Linked DNA regions of Homo sapiens: all the other regions are linked to region 3. A link is a loop called in an ENCODE intact Hi-C map of the cell type or tissue named here. Cell type or tissue: left ventricle myocardium inferior. All regions are shown on one strand.

Region 1 (8,000 bases), 200 kb before region 3:
CAGGCCTGAGTTCTAATAAAATAAATTACTCATGGGGCCAGGGGTTTATGGTTATGTTTCTATGAGTCAGCAAGTCTTTCTTATTTTTTTCTTTACCTACGGGTATACTGCCTTCTGTTTGTTAGAGAAGACTCTGAAATCCTTTTGACTCAAAATTGACTACTCCAGCTTGAAGGAAACTCTTACTGTGATTTACTCAGCTATAATGGCAGGGGTCTGCAGGCTCTTGAAAGGGCCAGCTAATAAATATATGTGAGTGTTGTGGCTCAATATAGTTTCTGTTTTTGTTTTTTTTTTAAAGCAATTATTTAAAAGTGTAAAACCCATTCTGCTGGAAGCAATTCTCAGTAAAATTCAACTTATAAATCACTGGATTTTTAAATTTTTTTTAAACAGAGTCTTTTTTTTTTTTTTTTTTTGAGACAGTCTCCCAGGCTAGAGTGTGGTGGCATGTTCTCAGCTCACTGCAACCTCTGCCTCTCGGGTACAAGCAATTTTCCTGCCTCACCCTCCCGAATAGCTGGGACTACAGGCGTGCACCACCACACTCAGCTAATTTTTGTATTTGTAGTAGAGGCAGGGTTTTGCCATGTTGACCAGGCTGGTCTCAAATTTTTGGCCTGAAGTGATTCACCCGCCTTGGCCTCCCAAAGTGCTGCTATTACAGGCATGAGCCTCCACGCCTTGCCTAAATCACTGGATTTAAGAATGTCTTTAATTATTTTGCATATACTTGAGATATAAAAAAGTTTGAAACCACTTCTCCCCTATATTTAAATTGGATTTTACTGTACAGTCTTGCATTGCTTAATGAAGGGAATACTTTCTGAGAAATGCATCATTAGGCAAATTTGTCATTATGCGAAGAACATTATAGAGCATACTCATACAAACCTAGATAGTATAGCCTACTGCACTCTCAGGCTATACGGTAGTTCCGAATCTGTACAACAGGTTTCTGTACTGAATACTGTAACAATTGTAAGACAATGGTAAATATTTATCTATCTAAACATAGAAAAAGTACAGTAAAAATACCTGTTATAGTCTTACGGAATCACCTCATATATGCGGTCTGTCACCTGTCAGTAACTAAAACGTTATGTGGCACGTGACTGTATTTGTATATTGGAGCTATGTTTACTGTCCTTTTGATGTAATGTTTTACATTTTAATTCACATATTCAAAAGACAGTGGTATTCCTTATGCATGTTATTTCAGTTCACTTGACTTTTGAGGTTAGAATCAAATAGATTGAAAAAGTGGTTATTTAACATAAACTTCATTTTCTTTTTTTTTTGACTTAATATAGGCTAATGTATACCATGCTAGCACAGCAAATGGAGAGAGCAGAGCAATCAAAATTTATAAAACTTCTATTTTGGTGTTCAAAGATCGGGATAAATATGTAAGTGGAGAATTCAGGTAAGTTCAGATTTTTCCCTCCAGTTGGTTTAATTTCTATTTCCTAAAACATTAAAATAATAATGGAATGATTGAAATAATAAACATTTTTCTTATTCAAGATTTCGTCATGGCTATTGTAAAGGAAACCCTAGGAAAATGGTGAAAACTTGGGCAGAAAAAGAAATGAGGAACTTAATCAGGTGACTGTCTGGGATGTGTGTATGTCTGTCCTATGCCCTGTACATGAACATCAGCCCTTCCTCCCAGCAGATCCCAGTGTGGTTCTGCCCAAATGTAGGGACTTGTTAGGGCCTTTATTTCTATTAGGTCTGCTGAAGTAAGCAGAAGAAACACATGTCTGGACAAATAGAGATTGTTTCCTATTCTGTTGTTTTCTATTCTGAGAATCCATTTCAAAAGAATACTGCCACAATTCATATTTATTCCACGAAGCTAGATCATTTGGAAGGCCTTGTAAGCCATTGAAAATGTTTAGAATTTATACTGAGGATAATAAGGAACTGCTAAAGGATTTTAATCAGGAAAGTGACACAATCAGATGGTTATAATGCTCTGTCATGTTTTCGTAGGTATTGGAGTTTTCGACTAATCTTGTTAGGTCGTGAACTCTTTGTTTATCATAGTTTCCTTTTCTTAGTCCAGTTTTGGACACTTTTTTTATATTCTTTGTTTGCACTAACACCTTTTTATCAGGTAAAGGCCTCATCTAGTTGAGATCAAGTTTCCTGAAAATTATGGAGTTTTAAAAAATGTCTTATAACTTTTTATATGGTGTACACAGGTGACACATTGGATAGTGTAGTATTGAGCAAGTACTACTCGTTTTGAAAGTCTTTTGTGTTCAACAAGCTATTAGGTGTGAGTCCAACTATTTTTATTAAGCATTTTTCAGGCTATTCAACACAAAAGATACTTGTGGACCTATCTCCTCTATTTCCTCCATTGTAAGATGCACATTTTTTTCAGTTTAACATCTCTGGAATTGCTTTGGGTATTACAGGTTATGGGATGTAATAGTTGAATTGCTAGTGTTTTATCATTCTCGGTGGTACATAATGGTGCCACTTAAAATAATCTTAGAGTTTATGAAATATTATAATACATTTGAGAGGCCTTGGTGCTATTTCTTAACAGCAATATTAATCTTGGGACCTGCAGTTGTAATTTATTTAGATGCCTTTTCAACTTTTCAGTTGTCCTTTTATTTGTTATAATATCACAGGCTAAACACAGCAGAGATACCATGTCCAGAACCAATAATGCTAAGAAGTCATGTTCTTGTCATGAGTTTCATCGGTAAAGATGACATGTAAGTACATGGAAGGGCTAATAATTGCATTCTCAGAACTGTATTTTTAAGTTCTTTGAGTTTATCCACTATATGAATATTTCCCATTTGAATAACTTATTAATCTTTCCCACTATATTAGTGAATAAGTGTTATCAATGTATTCTACCTTTTCAAGTCTGAAAATGCTTCAGAATGAGGAGCAAGTTAGTCCTGTGTTGGAGGGTGGTCTTATACAGTGTGTTGGGAAAGCATCTATTTGCCGGTACCTTCTTGGTTTATGTGCATTGAGACAGATTGTCCCACATACAGCTCACATGATGAGTTGTAGAAGAGAAGGGCATGTAACAGTATAGTAAGAAGCAAGAAAACTTGTTCTTGGTCATTTTATCTTAGTTCTTTTCATTCAAGGCCTGCACCACTCTTGAAAAATGTCCAGTTATCAGAATCCAAGGCTCGGGAGTTGTACCTGCAGGTCATTCAGTACATGAGAAGAATGTATCAGGATGCCAGACTTGTCCATGCAGATCTCAGTGAATTTAACATGCTGTGAGTGTATTTTGTCTCTTAAGAACTGCCTGTCAGTTGTTTCGTGTCCTTTAAAATGATAAACAAAATCCCAATCCAAGAAGTCACACTAACTTCTGAAGTTTTATTGTTGACTTCCAAATGGTATAAGATAGGATTCCTTTTTTCAGTGACCTTAGTCACCGAATTGACTGCTTGGATCATTAACAGTGAATGGATTTTGGAAATTTTCCCAGTTCCATCTGTTAGTCAAGATTGCCTCATCTTATCTACCTTGGTGATTTTGTGAGCTACTTCCCTTGCTTTTAAGAGTAGAATTTATTTTAAACGAAAAACATAGTAAAGTAATACCATCCCACAGCTTCTGTGTCTCTGGCCCATAGGTACCACGGTGGAGGCGTGTATATCATTGACGTGTCTCAGTCCGTGGAGCACGACCACCCACATGCCTTGGAGTTCTTGAGAAAGGATTGCGCCAACGTCAATGGTGAGTAGAAACGGCAATTTTCGAAACAGCTCATTGGTCTGTTTTGGTTTTGTACTCAGTTAAGCTGTTGGCGTAAAATTTTCTCACTAAATTGTTTGGTGCAGTGATGCTTAAACCATTTGCTGGGAGATGGTATGTAATTTTATCTCCTTGTTTCTCTATAAGGTAGTTGGAATAATAATATTTTTCCTCATAAAAGCTGTCATTAACGTTTTTCCTTCTGACAGATTTCTTTATGAGGCACAGTGTTGCTGTCATGACTGTGCGGGAGCTCTTTGAATTTGTCACAGATCCATCCATTACACATGAGAACATGGATGCTTATCTCTCAAAGGTAAGATGGGGAGAGGAAGGAGGAATAGGAAATAGCAGTACAGGTGCAGTATCTCTTATCTCAAGTGCTTGGGACCAGAAGTGTTTTGGATTTTGGATTTTTTCCAGTTTTGAAATATCTGCCTTGTACTTACCCTAGTTGAGCATCCGAAATATCAAAATCCAAAATCCTCACTGCTCCATTTCACATTTCATTTGAGCATAATGTTGGTGCTCAAAAAGTTTCGGATTTTGGAGTATTTCAGATTTTTGATTTTTAGATTTGGGATGCTAACCAGTAATTGCATTTGCTTGACACTTCTGAGGGACCCAGATTGCATAGTGTAGTTTATTCATTTTGACAGCTTCCTGAGACCTTTTCCTTCCTACTTAACAGATGAAGAATCAAAAATACAGCACAACAGCCAATGGTAAAGCCAGGGGTTTTTTTTTTTTCCTTTTTTTTTTTTTTTTCTTCTCCTGAGTCAACTTGATATCCAAGCTTTTTACTTCAATTATCTGGCAAGATTACATAGACTGTCAAAGTTTGTGAAAGTTTAGCAAGAAAACTGTCAGTTTTTTGGTCATTAATTCTTTTCCCTTGTTTCTCAGGGGCCTTTCTCTTTTTTTCTTTTCTTTCTTTTTCTTTTTTCTTTTCTTTCTTTCTTTTTTTTTCTTTTTTGAGACAGGATCCCACTCTGTCACGCAGGCTGGAACATAGTGGCGCACTCTTGGTTCACTGCAACCTCTGCCCCTCAGGGTCAAGTGATCCTCCCAGCTCAGTCTCCGAGTAGCTAGGACTACAGGCACACGCCACCACACCTAGCTAATTTTTATATTTTTTGTAGAGACAGGGTTTCATCATGTTGCCCAGGCTAGTCTTGAAATCTTGGCCTCAGGTGACCCACCTGCCTCAGCCTCCCAAAGTGCTGGGATTACAGGTGTGAGCCACGACGCCCGGCCTCAGAGGCCTTTCTGAATATAGAATTTTTTAGAATTCTGGTAAAAGACATAATATAAAATTTAATGCTTTAACCATTTGAATGTATGGTTCAGTGGCATTAAGTACATTCACATTGTGGTACAAACTATCACCACTGTCTATCTCCACACCTGTTACATCATCCCAAACTGATATTCTGTACCCATTAAGTAACAACTTCCCATCCCCTGGCAATCACCATTCTACTTTCTGTCTTTGTGAATTCACCTACTCTAGGTACCTCTTATAAGTGGAATCATATAGTATTTGTCTTTTTGTGTCTGGCTTATTTCACTTAGTATGATGTCTTCAAGATTCATCCATGTTATAGCATGTGACAGGATATCTTTTTCTTTTTTTGTTTGAGACAGGGTCTCACTCTGTCACCAGGCTAGAGTGCAGTGGCGTGATCTTGGCTCACTGCAACCTCTGCCTTCGGGTTCAAGCAATTCTACCACCCTGGCCTCCCTGAGTAGCTGGGACTACAGGTGCGAGCCACTACACCCGGCTAATTTGGGTATTTTTTGGTAGAGACAGGGTTTCACCATGTTGGCCAGGCTGGTCTCCAACTCCTGGCCTTAAGTGACCCGCCTGCATCGGCCTCCCGAAGTGCTGGGATTGCAGACATGAGTCACCACGCCTGGCCTAGGATTTCTTCTTTTAAGGCTGAATAATGGTCCAGTGTATGTATATACTATATTTTGTTTATCCATTCATCTGTGGATGGACATACGGGTTGCTTATACCTTCTGGCTATTCTGAATAATGCTGCTATGAACATGGATGTATAAATATCTCTTCAAGATGCTGCTTTCAGTTCTTTCGAATATACACCCAGAAGTAGAATTGCTGGATCAAATGATATTTCTATTTTCAAGTTTCTGAGGAACCCACCATACTGTTTACTGTAGTGGCTGCACCATTTTACATTACCACCAACAATGCACAAGGGTTTTAATCGCTCCACATCCTCACCAGCACTTACTAATCTCCATACCCTCACCAACACCTATTATTTTGTTTTTTGTTTTGTTTTGACAATGAGAGACCCCCTAATGAGTGTGAGGTGTATGTTATTATGGTTTTGGTTTGTGTTTCCCTGATTACTAGTGACGTTGAGCATCTTTTCATGTGCTTCTTGCCCATTTATATATTTTCTTTGGAGAAATGTCTTTTTTTTTTTTTTTAAGAGACAGGGTCTCTCTGTTACCCAGTCTGAAGTACAGTGGTACAATCCTGTCTCACTACAGTCTCAACCTTCTAGACTCAAGCAGTTCTCCTGCCTCAGCTGCTTCAGCCTGCTGAGACTATAGGTGCAGACCATGACACCCAGCCAATTTTTTTTTTCTTTTTCATTTTGTTGGGACAGGGTCTCACTGTGTTTTCCAGTCTGGTCTTAGACTCCTGGGCTTAAGCACTCCTTCTGTCTCGGCCTCTCAAAGTTCTGGGGTTGCAGGCATGAGCCACAGTGTCCAGCCCCATGTCTTTTTTTTAATCAGGTTTGGTTTTTTTTGTTGAGTTGTTTGTATTTTCTGGATATGTCAGATACGTGATTTGCAAATGTTTATTCCCATTCTGTGACTTGTCTTTTCACTCTGTTGATTGCAAGCTTTGATGCACAGAAGTTTTAAATTTTGATGTGATCCAGTTTATCTATTTTTATTTTTGTCTCTGAATCATAGAGTTTTGAACACATGGCATGTATGCCTCTACACAGGTTTTCAGGTTTGTTTGTTTTTGAGATGGAGTCTCGTTCTGTTGCCCAGGCTGGAGTGCAATGGCACAATCTCAGCTCACTGTAACCTCCACCTCCTGGATTCAAGTGATTCTCCCACCTCAGCCTCCTGAATAGCTGGGATTATGGGCACCTGCCATCATGCCCAGCTAATTTTTGTATTTTTGTAGAGATAAGGTTTCACCATGTTGGCCATGGCAAGTCTCGAACTCCTGACCTCAGGAGATCCGCCTGCCTCGGCCTCCCAAAGTGCTGGGATTACAGGCATAAGTCGCCTTGCCTGGCCAGGTCTTCAGGTTTTATCCTGTCCTTTCCTCTTTTTCCATTTCCTTGCAATACCTTCCCATTTCTGCCTTTGCTCAACTTTGCTCCGCCTGGTGAACTTTAAAGCTCCAGTTAGAAAGCTCTCTGGAGGGGTATTTCAGCAGAAATTGTTTTCATAGGTGTAGTCTCCTACAACTATAATAGAAGTAGTCACACTGTGTCACTTATTATACTAAGTCCCTAATTCTGTCACCCTCAATTATGAACTTTTATGGAACAGGAGTTTTCTCTATTGCCAAGTACCCAATATCTGGCCCATAGTAGGCAATCACATCTGTTAATGGAATAAATAAGTGTGTCATTTTTATTCCTCAACTTTTTAACTTAGCACTGACTTTCTTTTTCTTTTTCTTTTTTTTTTTTTTAAATGGAGTTTCCCTCTTGTTGCCCAGGCTGGAGTGCAGTGGGGCAATCTCGGCTCACTGCAACCTTTGCTTCCTGGGTTCAAGCGATTCTCCTGCCTCAGCCTCCCGAGTAGCTGGGATTACAGGCATGCGCCCCCATGCCCAGCTAATTTTGTATTTTTAGTAGAGATGGGGTTTCTCCATGTTGGTCAGGCTGGCCTTGAACTCCTGACCTCAGGTGATCCATCCGCCTCGGCCTCCCAAAGTGCTGGGATCATAGGTGTGAGCCACCGCACCCGGCCTCTTTTATTTATTTATTTTTTTGACGGAGTTTCGCTCTTGTCACCCAGGCTGGAGTGCAGTGTGCAATTTCGGCTCACTGCAATCTCCGCCTCCCAGGTTAAAGCAGTTCTTCTGCCTCAGCCTCCCCAGTAGCTGGGATTACAGGCACCCAGTAGCTGGGATTACAGGAGCCCACCACCACTCCCGACTAATTGTGTGTGTGTGTGTGTGTGTGTGTGTGTGTGTGTGTGTGTGTGTGTGTGTGTGTGTTTGAGATGGAGTCTGGCTC
Region 2 (8,000 bases), 300 kb before region 3:
ATCTTAACATCTGAATAAGCTGTAGACTCCATTGTGTGTCTTACTGCTCCTTTTCCCATTAAGATCCGGCTCATAGCTTTACTTACATCTCCATTTTCACTTCCACTCCCACACAATAGCACCTTATTCCCCTTATCTCTAGTATGCATCACTTATCAGCATGTTCTAGTGCCTGTTTTCATATGCCTCCCCCACTGGATTAGACTTGAAGAAGAAACGTGCAATTTATCTTTGCTTCCCTGGTGGCTATCACAGGTTCAACCACAAAACAGGCAACTGAATGAACAGATATATTCTATTAAACAACGTCACCGCCCCCATCCATCTCTAACTTAAACAAAAAGAAGGTTTAGAGGATCTTACGTTCAAATCTTTGTAGTTCAGATTGATGACCAAACCAAATGGTCGTCCGCCCATGGGCTCTGCAGGAATGAAAGAGTACTCAAAAGTTGCCTGTCTCTGGGGTGGCACTACAGTGTTCAGAGGAAGAGCTGTGAAATTCTGGATATAAAACTGGTAGTCCTGAGGATAACGGAATGAGGCATCTAAGGATTCAACAATAAAATCTTCTGTACCCTTGTTGGTAAAGCCTACCAGGAACTTCACAATGTTATTTGCTGGAAAATCTGAGAAACAAAATAGAGACAAAAAAATTAGAACACATGGAAAGAGCACAAAATATTTAAAAAGGCATTACTAATGGATTCTGGCACCCTTTCCTGTGGACTTTGGTGTCAGAATCCCTTCCAATAGAGCACTCCAGTCACCTACTAACGAGAAATTGGTTCAAGTTGCTGTATAGGCTGAAACCCTTTTGTCTGTACGCTAGCACTCCCACATAAGCATTCAATAAGCGTCTCAATTTCAGACCAGATCACATCCAAATCATGTGGTAAAAAAGAGTTGCGTATTTTTGGCAGTGAAATAATCAAGCAGCAGGGTTACGTGTGTTGGTGAAGTCACCTTCACCTCCAGCTTAGTGTTATCTGTGCAGGTAAATAGAAGAATGAAGAAAAGATAAAGTCCAAGAGTTTCATCTGAAAACTAGCATCTGTTAGAACGTAAAAATTAATCAGGCAATCCCAATCCACGTTAAGCAATTAATCAAAATGCAAATTTGAAGGTTAAGACCCAAGGATGTAGCTACAAAAATGGAAGAAAAAAAGCATAATAAAATTATACTTCCTACAGGCATAAAGTTCAAAAGCACATGAGAATAAAACAGAAAATGTAAGAAGACCAAGAAAATTCATAACTTTCAATATTAAGTCTTCAATAATTATACAGTAGTCTACAAAGCTGAGTTTCACTGAGTACAGCACAGGCTATGGGGCCAACAGATCTAGGTCTGGATCCTGTGTTCTCCAATCTATTTATGAACTGGGAGCCCTGACCAGTTTCTTCTCCAAACTTCAGTTCGACAATGACTACGCTCAGTGGGTTTGTCAGAACTAAATAATACATGCCAAGTATTGAGAATATAGCCCTCAATAAATTATCAGCCATAATTATTTTCTTTTAATAAAACCTAGGCACTGGCCGGGTGTGGTGGCTCACACCTGTAATCCCAGTACTTCAGGAGGCAGAGGCGGGCGGATCATGAGGTGGAGATTGAGACCATCCTGGCCAACATGGTGAAACCCCATCCCTACTAAAAATACAAAAATTAGCTGGGCGTGATGGAGCGTGCCTGTAGTCTTGGCTACTCAGGAGGCTGAGTCAGGAGAATCACTTGAACCTGGGAGGCAGAGGTTGCAGTGAGCCGAGATCACACCACTGCACTGCAGCCTGGCAACAGAGCAAGACTCCATCTCAAAAAACAAACAAACAAAAAATCCTAGGCTCTAACCTAGACCATATTGGAAAAATTAAGTATCTCATTAATGGTTAACACTCAAAATGTGACAAAGGGCCAGACGCGGTGGCTCATGCCTGTAATTCCAGCACTTTGGAAGACCGAGACGGACAGATCACGAGGTCAGGAGTTCGAGACCAGCCCGACCAACATGGTGAAACCCTGTCTATTAAAAATACAAAAAATTAGCCAGGCGTGGTGGCACGTGCCTGTAATCCCAGCCACTAGGGAGGCTGAGGCAGGAGAATCGCTTGAAACCGGGAGGCCTCGGAGGTTGCAGTGAGCCGAGATCATACCACTGCACTCCAGCCTGGGTGACAGAGCGAGACTACATCTTAAAAAAAAAAAAAAAAAAAAAAAAAAGACAAAGTTACTTTGCTGTGGCAGTTTAAAGAAGTTTTAAAACATCATCTTTCTCAGGAGGCTGAGGCAGGAAAATCGATTAAACCTGGGAGGTGAAGGTTGCAGTGAGTCGAGAGGGGGCCACTGCTCTCCAGCCTGGGTGACAGAGCCAGACCCTGTCTCAAAAACAAAATCTTTGAAAAGGACAGTCAATTTCTAGTTAAACTAGGTAGTATTTATTTTATTTTTTCCCCTTGGTTTATTTTTTATTGTGTCTATATCACCTACGTATTCCCTTTAAATGCCAACAATATTACTTTACAGATATGGGTATTCAGATATATATGAACAAGCTCATCGTTTTAAAATGCCTACATCTGAATTAAAACTAATACTTCTGTATTACCTTCTCCTTTTACAAACAGTATAGTTGTATCTGCACTCGGTGAAGCTTCAGGTTCACCAGACACATCTTCTTCCTCTTTATCTTCTACCTAAGAAAAAGAACAATTAAGAGGAGATTACTATGGGAGAAAAAAAAATCATTATTTAAAAATAAAGATTTGGCCGGGCACGGTGGCTCACACTTATAATCTCAGCACTTGGCCGAGGCAGGCAGATCACCTGAAGTCAGGAGCTCGAGACCAGCCTGGCCAACATGGCGAAACCCCGTTCTCTACTAAAAATACAAAAATTAGCCAGGTGTGGTGGCACATGCCTGTAATCCCAGCTACTCGGAAGGCTAAGGCAGGAGAATCGCTTGAATCCGGGAGGTAGAGGTTGTATGAGCTGAGAATGCCCCAATGCAAGACTCCGACTCAAAAAAAAGAAATAAAGACTTCACTTTATGTTAGGAAGAAATATTGCTTCTCTACAGCTTTGCTGGGATTAGCAATAAGAATTTCATCATACCTCATTAATTAAAACAGAACTTTTGGAGCAGTGCCTCTTGAACAGTAATGTGCCTACCAATTCTTTGGGGATGTTGCAGATCTAATTCAGGTCTAGGGCAAAGCCTATCATTCTCTTTCTAACAAGCACCCAGAAAATGCCAAAGCTGCTGGTATTCAGACCATATTGTGAACTCCAAGGTTCTAGAACAGAGCTTGGTAAACTTTTTCTGTAAATGGCCAAATAGCAGATATGGCCTTGCAGACCATAAAGCCTCTCTTGCAACTATTCAACTCAACTCTGGGGCTACTGTGTGAAAGCAGCCTCAGACAATACGTAAATGAATGGGGATCGCTAGATGTGGCTTGCAACCACATTATGCCCACCTCTGCTCTCAAGTACCTTGTTAACAGCCTACAGAGATTTCCATTCTAATTAACAAAATTTTCCTGTGAGGATCAGTCACATAATTTTGAAGGAAAAAAAAAAGAGTGTGACCAGAGATCTTCCTGGGTTGATAGAAACGTCCTAAAACTGAATTTATGTTGCAGAACTTGGTAAATTTACTAAGTGTATGTTTAAAACAGATGAATTTTATGATACATAAACTGTATCTCAACAAATTTTTTTAAAATGTGAACAAATTTTATTTAAAACTTTAAACACAGTGCAGCATCATTTCTCCAGGCATCAATATGGATTAGAGACAGTCACACCTTTGAAGTATCCAGACTCTTAATAAATTGAGATGCTTCAGGATGCCATTGTTTATTGGCATTTAACTTTTCACTTACATAAAATACTCCTTCCTCCAATAGATAAAACTTGTCAAGAGCAAAGATTATCTCATAATTTTAAAATCCTCCACCATCCAGCTCATGCACTTAAGAGAGAGTGCACTCAAACACACTTGTTCAATGACTGTGAAACTGTGTTGTAAGTTATATTTTAAGTATCCTTAATGATTTCATTCATTTAGTAAGAGTAAGTTTCTATTCTGAGAAAAGAGACCCATAAGTAGGAAAAGAGAACAGAGACAGAGAGGCTGAAACCATAAATGACAGGGATAGACAGGAACAGGGTATATTTCAGCAAGAGAAATCCCTGATATCTGATTAATGGGTTTTGGAATAAAAACAAACGGAAGAAGTAACAAGACAACAGCTTGAATCACTGGAGCCATATCAAAACAATAAAGAGTTTATGGAGTAGGACACATGGCAAAAGATTTGGACATATAAAATGTGAAGTACTTATGGAGCATTCAGATGAAACTATCCTGTGAAGAGCTGGAAAAGAGCTACAACAGGATAACAACGGAAAACAAGGAATTAGGCAATTAGGTTGCTGGTGACCTTAGCAATACTAGTTTTACTAGATATATGGGACCAGACCATGATAGAGAATAAATGTGAAGTGAGCAGAAGAGAAAAGCTGTCCCTGTTTCTCTTTCAAGAAGCCACCGGTCTTGGTAAAGATAAGTAGGTGCAGCAAATGTGGATGAACAGTATAAGCAGATGTGTGGCTTAACAGAATCAAATCACTGAGGAGGATTAATGCCTGACGTTACAAAAGGAAAGAATAATGTAACAAAATTCCGCAGGAAGAGATGAACACAGGTGGAAGGGTTAGCCTTAGAAGAGAACAAGGACAACTCATTATTAAGAAGAAAATGCAGAACGATGGGTGAATAATATATTTGGAAGTAGAAAATACAAAATCTGATAGAGTTCATGCTTGATGGCCTTCTTCACTTTCTGACACTGAAGGCAATGTTGCTGCCAAGACTGAAAACTCATTTAGGGATTTAAACATGGCAAATGTTTGGAACACTGATTGTGGAAAACTAAGTAACTCATTTATCTTACAGCTATTCAGCATGTAAGATGTATAACGCTTAGTATCTGCTACCCGGTAAAACTCCAGAATATTTCAGCTATTGCAAACAATCTCCAGAGGAGAGTATAGAAACTGGTGGTACTGCTTGCCTACAGGGAGATGACTTCATGGCTGGAAGGCACACAAGGGAAACTTTTCATCATATATTCTGTACCTTGTAAGTTCTGAGCCATTTGAATATATCATCTATTTTAAATAACTATTTTTTTTTTGAGACGGAGTCTCGCTCTGTTGCCCAGGCTGGAGTGTAGTGGAGTATAGTGCCCAGGCACGATCTCAGCTCACTGTAAGCTCTGCCTCCCAGGTTCACGCCATTCTCCTGCCTCAGCCTCCCAAGCAGCTGGGACTACAGGTGCCCACCACCACACCCGGCAGATTTTTTTGTATTTTTAGTAGAGACAGGGTTTCACCATGTTAGCCAGGATGGTCTTGATCTCCTGACCTCGTGATCCACCCGCCTCAGCCTCCCAAAGTGCTGGGAGTACAGGCGTGAGCCACTGCACCTGGCTAAATAATTTTTTTTAAGTTAGTTAGTGTTATTACTACTACAGCTCTTGTTTTAATAAAAATTAAAACAAAAACCTCTCTCATTTCTATGGGGAGGACAAAAAAACCTTTCAGGAATGATGGCAAGTTCCATTGCGACCCAGTTTTATAGAGTAAAAGAATAATCAATGGGTTAGAAAAGCCCAAGGTGACTAGGCCAGGTGCAGTGGCTCATGCCTGTAATCCCAGCACTTCGGGAGGCCGAGGCGGGCGGATCACGAGGTCAGGAGATCGAGACCATCCTGGCTAACATGGTGAAACCCCGTCTCTACTAAAAATACAAAAAATTAGCCGGGTGTGGTGGCGGGCGCCTATAATCCCAGCTACTCGGGAGACTGAGGCAGGAGACTGGCGTGAACCCGGGAGGTGGAGCTTGCAGTGAGCGGAGATCCACGCCACTGCACTCCAGCCTGGGCGACAGAGCGAGACTCTGTCTGGGTGGTGGGGGGGTGGGGGAAAGCCCAAGGTGACTTAAAAAAAAAAAAAAGGTTTGTCCTCAAAAATTCTAAACCAATAACCTGTGTCTAAACCAGCTGTTGATATCTTAGATCTTATGAAAAACCCCCTTTTCCTTCACTTGACTCCAGGACACTGGCCCAGTGGCAAAGGATCCTTCCATATCTCCCAATCCCTTGATGCCTTGGCAGCTGAGTATAGGGTGATAAATCTTGGGAACAGCAGCAGTAGGTGAACTTTCTAGCTCATTCAGTTCTGGAGGTGACTTCTGTAGCAGCCTTGCCTTTGAGGGCCCATCTTTCTTAGACAGTCTACACACAAGCCTACCCCTGCTGGTGTGGTCTAGTACAATGGAAGGTAATACTTTTCCTGCCTTTCTATTTCAATCTACCTTAATTATTTTCTGATTTGAGATAAGTAACAAAGCAGAGGGTACTAACACTTCTGTACTAATTGGCCAGGGTAGAAAGTGGATAATCAGAGTTGTTCTTTTTCCTCTAATGGTTCTCAAGACAGGAGAAATTAAGATATGGAAAAGTTCTGGTCAACGACACAAGGCTATCAAGGATCTAACAGTTCCCTTCTCTACTCCCTACCCTCTACTTATTTATTTAATTTTTTTTAGAGACAGGGTCTGACTCTATCACCCAGGCTGGAGTGCAGTGACACACTCATAGCTCACTGTAACACTGAACTTCTGGGCTCAAGTGATCCTCCTGCCTCAACAGTTAGGATTACAGGCGCAAGCCACCAGACTCAGCTAATTTTTTTAGTAGAGATGGTGTCACACTATTTTGGCCAGGCGGTCTCAAACTCCTGGACTCAAGTGATCCTCCTGTCCTGGCCTCCCAAAGTGCTGGGATTACAGGCGTGCCTCATGGCGTTCAGCATCTCTCTTCTACCCTCTTCCTCCACAATAAGTACATTCTAGTGCCAGAGAGCACAAGTAATTTCATATAATTGGTAACAACGATATAATTCATCAATAAATTTCAGTACATGCCCAAATTTCAGTGCCCCAAATACCATCTTTAATCCTAAATTCCTAGATGGATTCCCTTCCAACCATCACTCTAAGTTATCTTACCACAACTAGTCAAATATTTATTAACAACAATGCAGCAGAAATGTATTAATCTAGTTAAAGCTATTCACTTAATGCAGGCTGGGTTGAAGACGTGGAGTCTTAACATAAACCCTAAAGGTATGTGTATACATACATATGAAAGGCTTGACTCACAGATAATCAGTAAGGAGTTCCTAAAGAGGGGGAAATTAGGAGAGTTCACAAATTACTAGGGACATCCTATCCAGATAAAACAGTAGGTGCAGAAGCATAAAAATGATAACTCAAAAACACCAATAAAATAGCAACAGATTTGCTTAGTTGGAAGACATATTCCATAAAAATGAAAGTAAGTCAAAAAAGAAGCAGAAATCTATATATAAGAATAAATATTTTGATACTGAAATAAGAAAATAGGGAACTAGTGGTTTAATTTTGAAGGAAATGACAAAATCTGGAATCATGAGAGGTTCCAGGTTCAAGTATGACACGAAAATAGAAAGAAAAAAAGCTGTGTAGGATGGATTATAGTCGTTCCAGAGAGGAAATAAAATTAACTAGATGCATGCTGCAATGATCCCAATTCCAGCCCAATATTCTTACTGTTGTATTACATAGTAAACATTTCAGAGCTGAACAACTTTTAAGAGATCTTCTCTAACCCCCTTATTCTTCACCAGATATATTTTACATACTGTTTGTTGTCTGCTTCTCACCCCCTGCCATTAAAACACATATAACTGCCCCAAAAAAAAGTCTGAAAGAGCAGAGAAAATATCTGGTTTGCCCACCCAGCACCAAGAACAGTGCCTGGCACATAAGGATTCAGAAATACAACAAGCAAGCAAAAAGAATAAAAACAGAGTAAAAGCAAGCAAGCGAAAAAGAAACTGAGACCCACAGAGATAAGTCAGAAAAGGAAGCAGCAGGTATTCCAAATCTATG
Region 3 (8,000 bases):
ACAGTTCCAATCATTTTTTTATTTGAGAAAATTTGAATCTCAAAACAAAAATTTTCTTCAATGTTTAATACATCATATCAAGGTATTGTATTTACTTTTTTTCACTAATGAGCAGATTTTAGAAAATTCTGTAACTACCGGGGGGCACTGCTATTAACTTTTTTCAATTAATTTGGTTAAGCCACTATGCTTCCTCCTCAGGAAATTAAAATGAGTTTAATTTAATCTGTGCTTTCCTGGCGTGAGGAGGTGTGGGATTTCTGCTACTTAATTATTTTGTGGCCCCTAGCTCTAAGTCCTTGCACAAGTGGGATATATTTTGAATATTGACCATCTAGCTTGATGTCTCATACAAAAAGATATTTTTTACACAGTTTTTAATATTTCCATAGTTTATTTTCAAAGGGACTGTAATGCATATTACTTATTAAAAGCATTTTTTCCCCCAACTTTGATGGGGAAAAGCATATCAACAGATACCTACTTTTGTAGATGGCTATAAAAATTGTTACCCAAAAGGCTTTCTTAGAGCAAATTGTCTCTTATGATTATTCCTGCCTGCCTCCATGGGATCTGTCTTTATATTGTTGGAGAGAATAGCAAACATCCATAATACATTTTTTTTTTTTTTGTGGATATAACATTCAGGATAGAATTGTTTGTCATTTATTGCTTAGATTGATATTTTGTATACTTAGGGATTATGAAAAAAGTTTGTGTTAATATTGCATTATTAAAGCACATGTTTAAAGATAATTATTAGATTTTAAGTTCACAATGCTTCATGTATTGTTTATTCTTGTGATTTTATTTTTACTTTAGGAATTTATTCTTCATTGCCTGTTGAAGTTCCTTTGAATCACAAACGGTTTGTTTGTGATCTAACTCAAGCTGATCGTCTTGCCCTCTATGATTTCGTAGTTGAGGAGACAAAGAAAAAGCGCTCTGATTCTCAAATTATTGAAAATGACAGCGATCTCTTTGTAGACTTGGCTGCCAAAATCAATCAAGGTTTGAGATGCACATCATGGCTTTACATTTCTTCATTATCATTTTATTCTATGAGTGTTATTAAGATGATTTAATTCTTGGGCCACTTTGAGTTAGAGTAAAATGGTTTTGTATCATTTAATATTGACATGAAGTTGGCCCTCTGTGTCTGTGGGTTCCATATCCATCAATTTGACCAACGGTGGATTGAAAATATTTGGAAAAAATAAAAGTGTGTGGTTGCCTCTGTACTATACATGTAGAGACTTTTTATTCTTGTCATAATTCCATAAACAATATATTAACAACTATTCATGCAGCATTTACATCGTATCAGGTTTTTGGTGTTTTTTTTGTTTTGTTTTTTTGAGACTGAGTCTTACTCTGTCACCCGGGCTGGAATGCAGTAGCGCGATCTCAGTTCGTTGCAATCTCTGCCTCCCAAGCTGAAGCAATTCTCGTGCCTCAGCCTCCTGAGTAGCTGGGATTACAGACATGTGCCACCACACCTGGCTACTTTTTGTATTTTTAGTAGAGATGGGGTTTTGCTACGCTGGCCAGGCTGGTCCCAAACTCCTGGCCTCAAGTGATCCTCCTGTCTTGGCCTCCCAAAGTGCTGGGATTACAACGTGAGCCACTGTACCCGGCCTGTATTAGGTATTGAAAGTAATTTAGAGATGACTTCAAGTGTACTGGAGGGTGTGTGTAGGTTATATACAAATACTACACCATTTTATATCAGAGACTTGAGCATCCATGGATTTTGATATCCTTGGGGGTTCCTGAACAAATTCTGCATGGATACTGAGGGATATTTACTCAGTACCTGAGGTTTTACTCTGACTTTTACATTAAATGTACCTTCTTTCTGTGAAAATATTACAACTGTGCTGTTACTTTAATCTATGTACCTAAGCACTCTTATGTTCAACTAATGGCTGGAGAGAAGAAATGATATAAAACTTAGCCCGTGTATATAAATAATATACAATTTTTAGAATGTTTTTATGTGCTACTTTGAAACAAGTTAAAATATAGGATTGTGATGTATTTATTTGATAATTCATAGAATTTAAAAGCTTTGAAGGATATAATACTTTTATTTTATTCTTTCATTAGACAATAGTCGAAAAAGTCCAAAATCCTACCTTGAAATCCTGGCAGAAGTACGAGATTATAAAAGAAGACGCCAGTCCTATAGAGCCAAGAATGTTCACATAACCAAGAAATCATATACTGAGGTAAGTTTTACATAATCTTTGTTGATAAGAATTTCCCTTAGGTAATTTTCTAAATCTGTTCTATGAATTTCCACAATTCTTTGGAAATTTTCTGAAAGTGTCTTCAGGGTGGCCACACCTGATTTGTATCTGTTCCATCACTTCTAGATCCACCCTTTAGCAAGCAAAGGCTTTCATAGTATAAGAACCTTATATAAAACAATTGTACAATCTTAAAAGATATCTCCTTGTGAGAAAGTAGTAGTGTATCATGGTAAGAGCATGAGTTTGGGTTTAGGTAGACCATACCTTGACTTTTGATTCTGCTGTTTCTCATTGGCTCTTTGACTTAAGCAAGTTATTTGAGCTTTTTAGATTGAATGTTTTCTTTTCATAATAATAATAATATAATCTTTGCAGGGTTGTTATGAGAATTGACTGACAGAATGTATGCAAACACAAATTTCTTCATGAATATTAGCTATTATCTTTTTTGGCAGAAAGCATGTTTTTATGTACTCTAGTAAATATTTGGACTTAAGAAATGTCTTGATATACATTATTTATGTATTAGTCTCTTGGTGTATGTCTAGACTTATTTTCAGATGCCATTTAATGGCTCGTTAGAGTTGATGAATTTTTTTGGTATGTGAATTACCTTGCCCAGACTCTACAAATAATTGCCTCATTGATTCCCTAATTGTTCCCGTATTATTTCTTACTTCTCTCTGATTTAAAAGACCTTCCATAATCTGGCCTCCTTTTCCCAAGCATTTCTTTTGCTTTAGTCAAGCATGTCTCTTAAACTATATCTGATTGCATATAATTATTCTTACCTCCATGCCCTATTACCTGTTACTTTCTTACCTGAAATGCTCTGTTTTTGCCATTTTAAATCTTGTTGAGTTTAAGGGCCACCATTTCCATGAGGTGCTAGTTGACTAATCTATCACTAGTTTATTGTACTAATACTCTGTACCACACAGCTTAGCTCTAAATTTTATGCTGTTCTTTTTACAGTTAAAATCTGTGTTTTAGACTTAACTTAGCAAGTAGAGACCTGGGTCCCTGTCATACTACCTTGGTGATTCTCATAGTCCCTAAGATACTTGGCTCATCAGTTATTTCTTCTCTCGTCTCATAACCCTTGTAATCAAGCTTAAATGTTGCTGCTAGCATTCTTTACGGTTTTATAGTTGATATTTTATTGTGGAAATATTCAAACATATACTAAAGTGGATAGCATCGTCTAAGGAATGTACCCATCACCCAGCTTCAAAAATTGAAATAAAAGATTGGCAAGGGCTTCATAGAGAAAAGCATTTGAGGGAAAGGGAGAAGCAAGGAGGAATAAAGGAATGTCTGCTATTGACTCTTGCCTATGTGGTGGAGCCTGAGCTAGGTGGATTCTGTGCAAATAGCAGGCTTCAAGGCGCTTACATAGAGCTGCTGACAGGGAGGCTTGTAGGCCTGCCAGGGAAGTGCGAGAGCTGGAACTTGAGATAGGTGTGTGTGACTCATGTCACTCCGCTAGGTTGGACCTTGGCATATCTTAGGTTTTCCATGGGAGAATATAGTGGAGGAGGAGAAGTGGTGGATAAGGATTTTCCGGGTGGAAGAACTAGCATTCTGAAAAGCAGATAGAAGTATAGGAGTTTTTCAGAGACTCATTAGTAACCCAGGGTGGCTAGAGCTTAGGGCTTCTCTGTTGAGAGATGAGGCTAAGTTCTATCTTATGTAGGAAAATCCTGGAGGGCTCTGAAGGCTTCATTAAGGAGTTTGGATATTGTTCGATTTTACTTTGAGAGCCATTGAAAGTTTCTTTAAGGTGGGGAGAAATGCAGTCAGGCCTGAATGAATAGTGTTTCTGAGATTGCCCCGTGTCCCCTATACCTTTTTTCTGAAAACATTTTCTATTTAATCATGAGGGAAGTGTAAACTCCTATTTTAGTTTTGTCTTTGCCTCTGCAGTGACTAACCCTGTGCTTGGTGGCATGGGTAAATAGGAAAGGAAAAACTTTCAAGTGGTTTTTACCTATTTGAAAGTTTCTTTATAGAGTCATTCAGAAAGTATCTGTGAAGTGACTGTATGTTTCATATTTTGTCTTATTAAGTCATATGATTAAGTCAAGATGACTTAATTATAAGGTTTTAAAAAAATCATTTGTAAATAAGCTCTAATAGAGAGATAAATTGCAAAACTAAAAATAGTACCAAGAACTCCCATATTGTCTTTACCCAGATCACCCATTGTTAGCATTTTGCCACATAGCTTCTCATTGGCACTCTCTCTCTCTCTCTCTGCACATTTTTCACTCTCTCGATCTCGATCTGTACATATTTTTTTCCCCTGAATTCTTTAAGGGTTAAATTACATACCTCATAACCCTTTATCCCCAGTATGTATTTCCTAAGAACAGAGATATTTTCTCACATAAAGGTAGTACAGTTATAGCAACTTCAAATTTAATATTGCTGTAAAACTTTTATCTACTATTCATATTCCAGTTTGACCATTGCCTTTTCTGTGTTCTCTAAACTGCACAAGTCCCACAGTCAATTATGTCATAGCACTTAGTAAATATTTGATTGTTAGCACTGATTTTTCTAGCGTTACAGTCTTAATTTTTTGAGCAGTTTTCTTACCTGAAGTTCGGTGCTTACCTCTCCCAAGGTGATTCGAGATGTGATAAATGTGCACATGGAAGAACTCAGCAATCATTGGCAAGAAGAGCAAGAGAAGGCAGAGGATGATGCCGAAAAGTACGTCATTATCTTTATTGGTGAAAATACTCTCTCTTTGATAACAGATAACAATTAACTTATAATTGTTAAATTTTAGCATTTCCAAAACCCTTGATAGCACACAGTAAACTCGTGAAAATGCTTTTTGTTTTTCGTTGTCAGTGCCCAGGGTTATTGTACCAGAGTTGTTCTGACATTACCCTTTGACAGTTTTCAGGGGATAGCCATATTAGTGAAATATTCAAATAGCAAAACATACTAACATTTATGCCTAGTATTCCATTATGGGAACACCAAGCATGTGGGAGTTATTTATGTCCTACTGCTCAAGGTCATCGCCAAGGTCTCATTGCAAAAATTAAAAAAATTGCAACCTCAGGCATAAATGGGTTAAGAGCTGTGTTTATTTGTCCTTTTATATGGGTTATAAGATTGTGCATATTTAGACCATATCTACCATTGGTTTGATATAGAATATTACACTTTAGACTGGTGTGTCTGTGTACGTATACTGGAGACCAGTGGTAACACAAACTGATTAACATTCTTTTCTGTGTTTTAGGAATGAAGAAAGGCGATCAGCTTCAGTAGATTCACGGCAGTCTGGTGGAAGCTATTTGGATGCTGAGTGTTCACGACATAGAAGGGATAGGAGTAGAAGCCCACATAAAAGAAAAAGAAACAAAGATAAGGATAAAAACTGTGAGTCGAGAAGAAGGAAAGAGAGGTGGGTCTAACCCTGCATCATCCAACGTTGAATTCTGTACTTTTTAAAAATAGAACAGGTTCTTCTGTTGTAGACCATGCTGAGAAAATAGATTTTAAGAATAAGCTAAAGTAAGGAGAGTAAACAATTGACGATGATTCTTAACATTCATTATAGTTCAGTTCAAATAACCACCACTCTAGTGACATAGATCTCTACATGCGTGATTGGATGTTTTTTTCCCTTTTTTATCTCTTACTTGCTTGCTTCCTAAACAGGACATATGAAAGTATTGTCTAGGCAGGACATTAACTGTTAAACACGGTTTTCCCAGATCCCTTTCTTCTGCTCATTCCTTCCTTCCTCTTTCTCTTATTCTTTCTTTCTTTTTCCTGCTAATTCCTCAAATAAGGGTATGTAGGGTCAGAGAGAACATCTAAATTTTGACAGTCAATTTTGCCTTTGTTAGTAAAATTTTGATAGCTTGAGAGATGTGAATTAATACCGAATTAGTAAATGTAAATCATTTGAGGTCTATTTCTGTAGTCCAGCTGCTTACAAGGCATGTACCTGGATCTCAAGTTCATCAGGTCTAGAACTAAACTTACCTTTTTCTCAATCTGCTCCTCTTTCCCCAGCATTACTGTCCTGGTTAAAGAGATGACTCTCATCTATTAACCTAAGCCAGAAATCAAGGAGTCATTTTAGATACTTCCTTCCACTCCTTATCATCTGGTCAGTTCCTAATGAAATGATGGTCATTTTCCTAATTTTTCTACTTGTCTCTAAATTTACTGCATATGATTCCATTCCCTTGTATACTGCTAGAGTGAATAGTCACCTCATAGAACTCTTCCGTGGCGGTCTGGCATGGTGGCTCATGCCTATAATCCCTACACTGTGGGAGGCTGAGGCAGGTGATCACTTGAGCTCAGGAGCTCAAGGCCAGCCCGGGCAACCTGGCAAAACCTCGTCTCTACAAAGAATACAAAGATTAGCCGGGTGTGGTGGTGCATACCTGTGGTCCTAGCCACTTGTGGGGCTGAAGCAGGAAGATTGCTTGAGCCTGAGAGGTTGAGGCTGCAGTGAGCCGTGTTCTCACCCCTGCACTCCAGCCTGGGCAACAAAGTGAGACCCTGTCTCAAAAAAAGTGAGAACTCTTCAGTGGCAAAATTCACATTCTTTGAATGGCTCTCAAGACTTCTGGGATCCTGGCTCCTACCTACTTCTTGTATTTTGCTACTACGCCATGAAATGCATAACTTGTCCTCTAGCCAGCCTGAGTTACTTAGAGTTCCTCATCCACACTGTGCCACATCTATGCCTTTCCACTTTTGTGTTCTGCTGCCTACCTCTTTTTAAAAGCCTACTTGGTAAACTCCTCCTCATCCTTTAAGACCCATCTCAGCCATTTCCTGAAGCCTTTTTCTCACTTGTTCAAGCAGAGCTGATCATCTTTTCCATTTTGTTGCCACCCTACCTAGCTTATAGTTGTTCTTGAGCTTAATAGTTATTATTATCGCTGCTAGACTGTGAGCTCCATGAAGGCAAGGTCTGTATCTTACTTAGTTTTATACACAAAGTACTTTCAAATATTAGGCTCTCAAATAATATCCTGTCTCTCCAGGGCCACTGGTAATCAGGAATTAAAGCTTATTGTATTGGTTTGGTAATTTTGTTCATCTTACTATCATTCAGTTAATTAGGTTTAAAGCTACCTATGACTTAGTCCTTTTCTTATACAAATGAAATATTTGCTTAGTAATCCTTTTTGATTCATATGCTGTTTTATAATAACTATAGTGCTTCTTCTACTTAAGTAATTTTTGACATCTCTAATCAATCCCTGTTGACTTAAATACATTAGAAGTCCTCAAAATCTAAACATTAAATAGTTTTTATTTAAAGAAGATAAACTGGATATAAGTAAGAAATACTTCTCAACAGGCTAATCTTTGATATCCAACCCTGGGGTGGACTGAATTATAGGGACTTTGTTTATCTGACGTAAACCAGAACAAGTAAAACATTCATTTCGAATTAAAGTGTTTTTTTTTTTAAGAGTATGTATGAAAAATGCATTATTAAAACTAAGAGACAGGCCGGGCGTGGTGGCTCATGCCTGTAATCCCAGCACTTTGGGAGGCCAAGGCGGGTGGATCACCTGAGGTCAGGAGTTCGAGACCAGCCTGGTCAACATGGTGAAACCCTGACTCTACTAAAAATACAAAAAATAGCCAGGTGTGGTGGTTCGCGCCTGAAATCCAGCTGCTTGGGAGGCTGAGGCAGGAATCGCTTGAATCCGGGAGGCGAAGGTTGCAGTGAGCCAAGATCGTGCC

Evidence for each region. Peaks named below come from ENCODE experiments on the same cell type or tissue, not always from the same donor. Only the 100,000 strongest peaks of a DNase experiment are listed, where the experiment ranks them.
Region 1: it touches region 3 in a loop (2.9-fold over the local background); 31 of 110 quality-filtered maps call a loop at or near these places.
Region 2: a loop joins it to region 3, with 3 times the contacts of the local background. A loop is called at or near these places in 43 of 110 quality-filtered maps.

The regions. Positions count from the first base shown.
Region 1 is chr6:7,401,290-7,409,289 of GRCh38, forward strand. RIOK1 (RIO kinase 1) reads left to right here. Exons shown (of 17, transcript NM_031480.3): 7 at 1,314-1,426; 8 at 1,528-1,608; 9 at 2,652-2,738; 10 at 3,129-3,266; 11 at 3,629-3,732; 12 at 3,960-4,066. Among named protein-coding and RNA genes, the nearest start is that of RIOK1, 15 kb to the left of the region's middle. In left ventricle myocardium inferior, no CTCF peak of the experiment used is centred here; no DNase peak of the experiment used is centred here.
Region 2 is chr6:7,300,947-7,308,946 of GRCh38, forward strand. It overlaps SSR1 (signal sequence receptor subunit 1), which reads right to left. Exons shown (of 8, transcript NM_003144.5): 3 at 2,604-2,691; 4 at 364-626. Among named protein-coding and RNA genes, the nearest start is that of SSR1, 8.3 kb to the right of the region's middle. In left ventricle myocardium inferior, no CTCF peak of the experiment used is centred here; no DNase peak of the experiment used is centred here.
Region 3 is chr6:7,600,514-7,608,513 of GRCh38, forward strand. It overlaps SNRNP48 (small nuclear ribonucleoprotein U11/U12 subunit 48), which reads left to right. Exons shown (of 9, transcript NM_152551.4): 5 at 823-1,011; 6 at 2,110-2,231; 7 at 4,885-4,973; 8 at 5,518-5,682. Among named protein-coding and RNA genes, the nearest start is that of SNRNP48, 14 kb to the left of the region's middle. In left ventricle myocardium inferior, no CTCF peak of the experiment used is centred here; a DNase peak (open chromatin) is centred at 3,668; H3K27ac peaks cover 2,646 bases.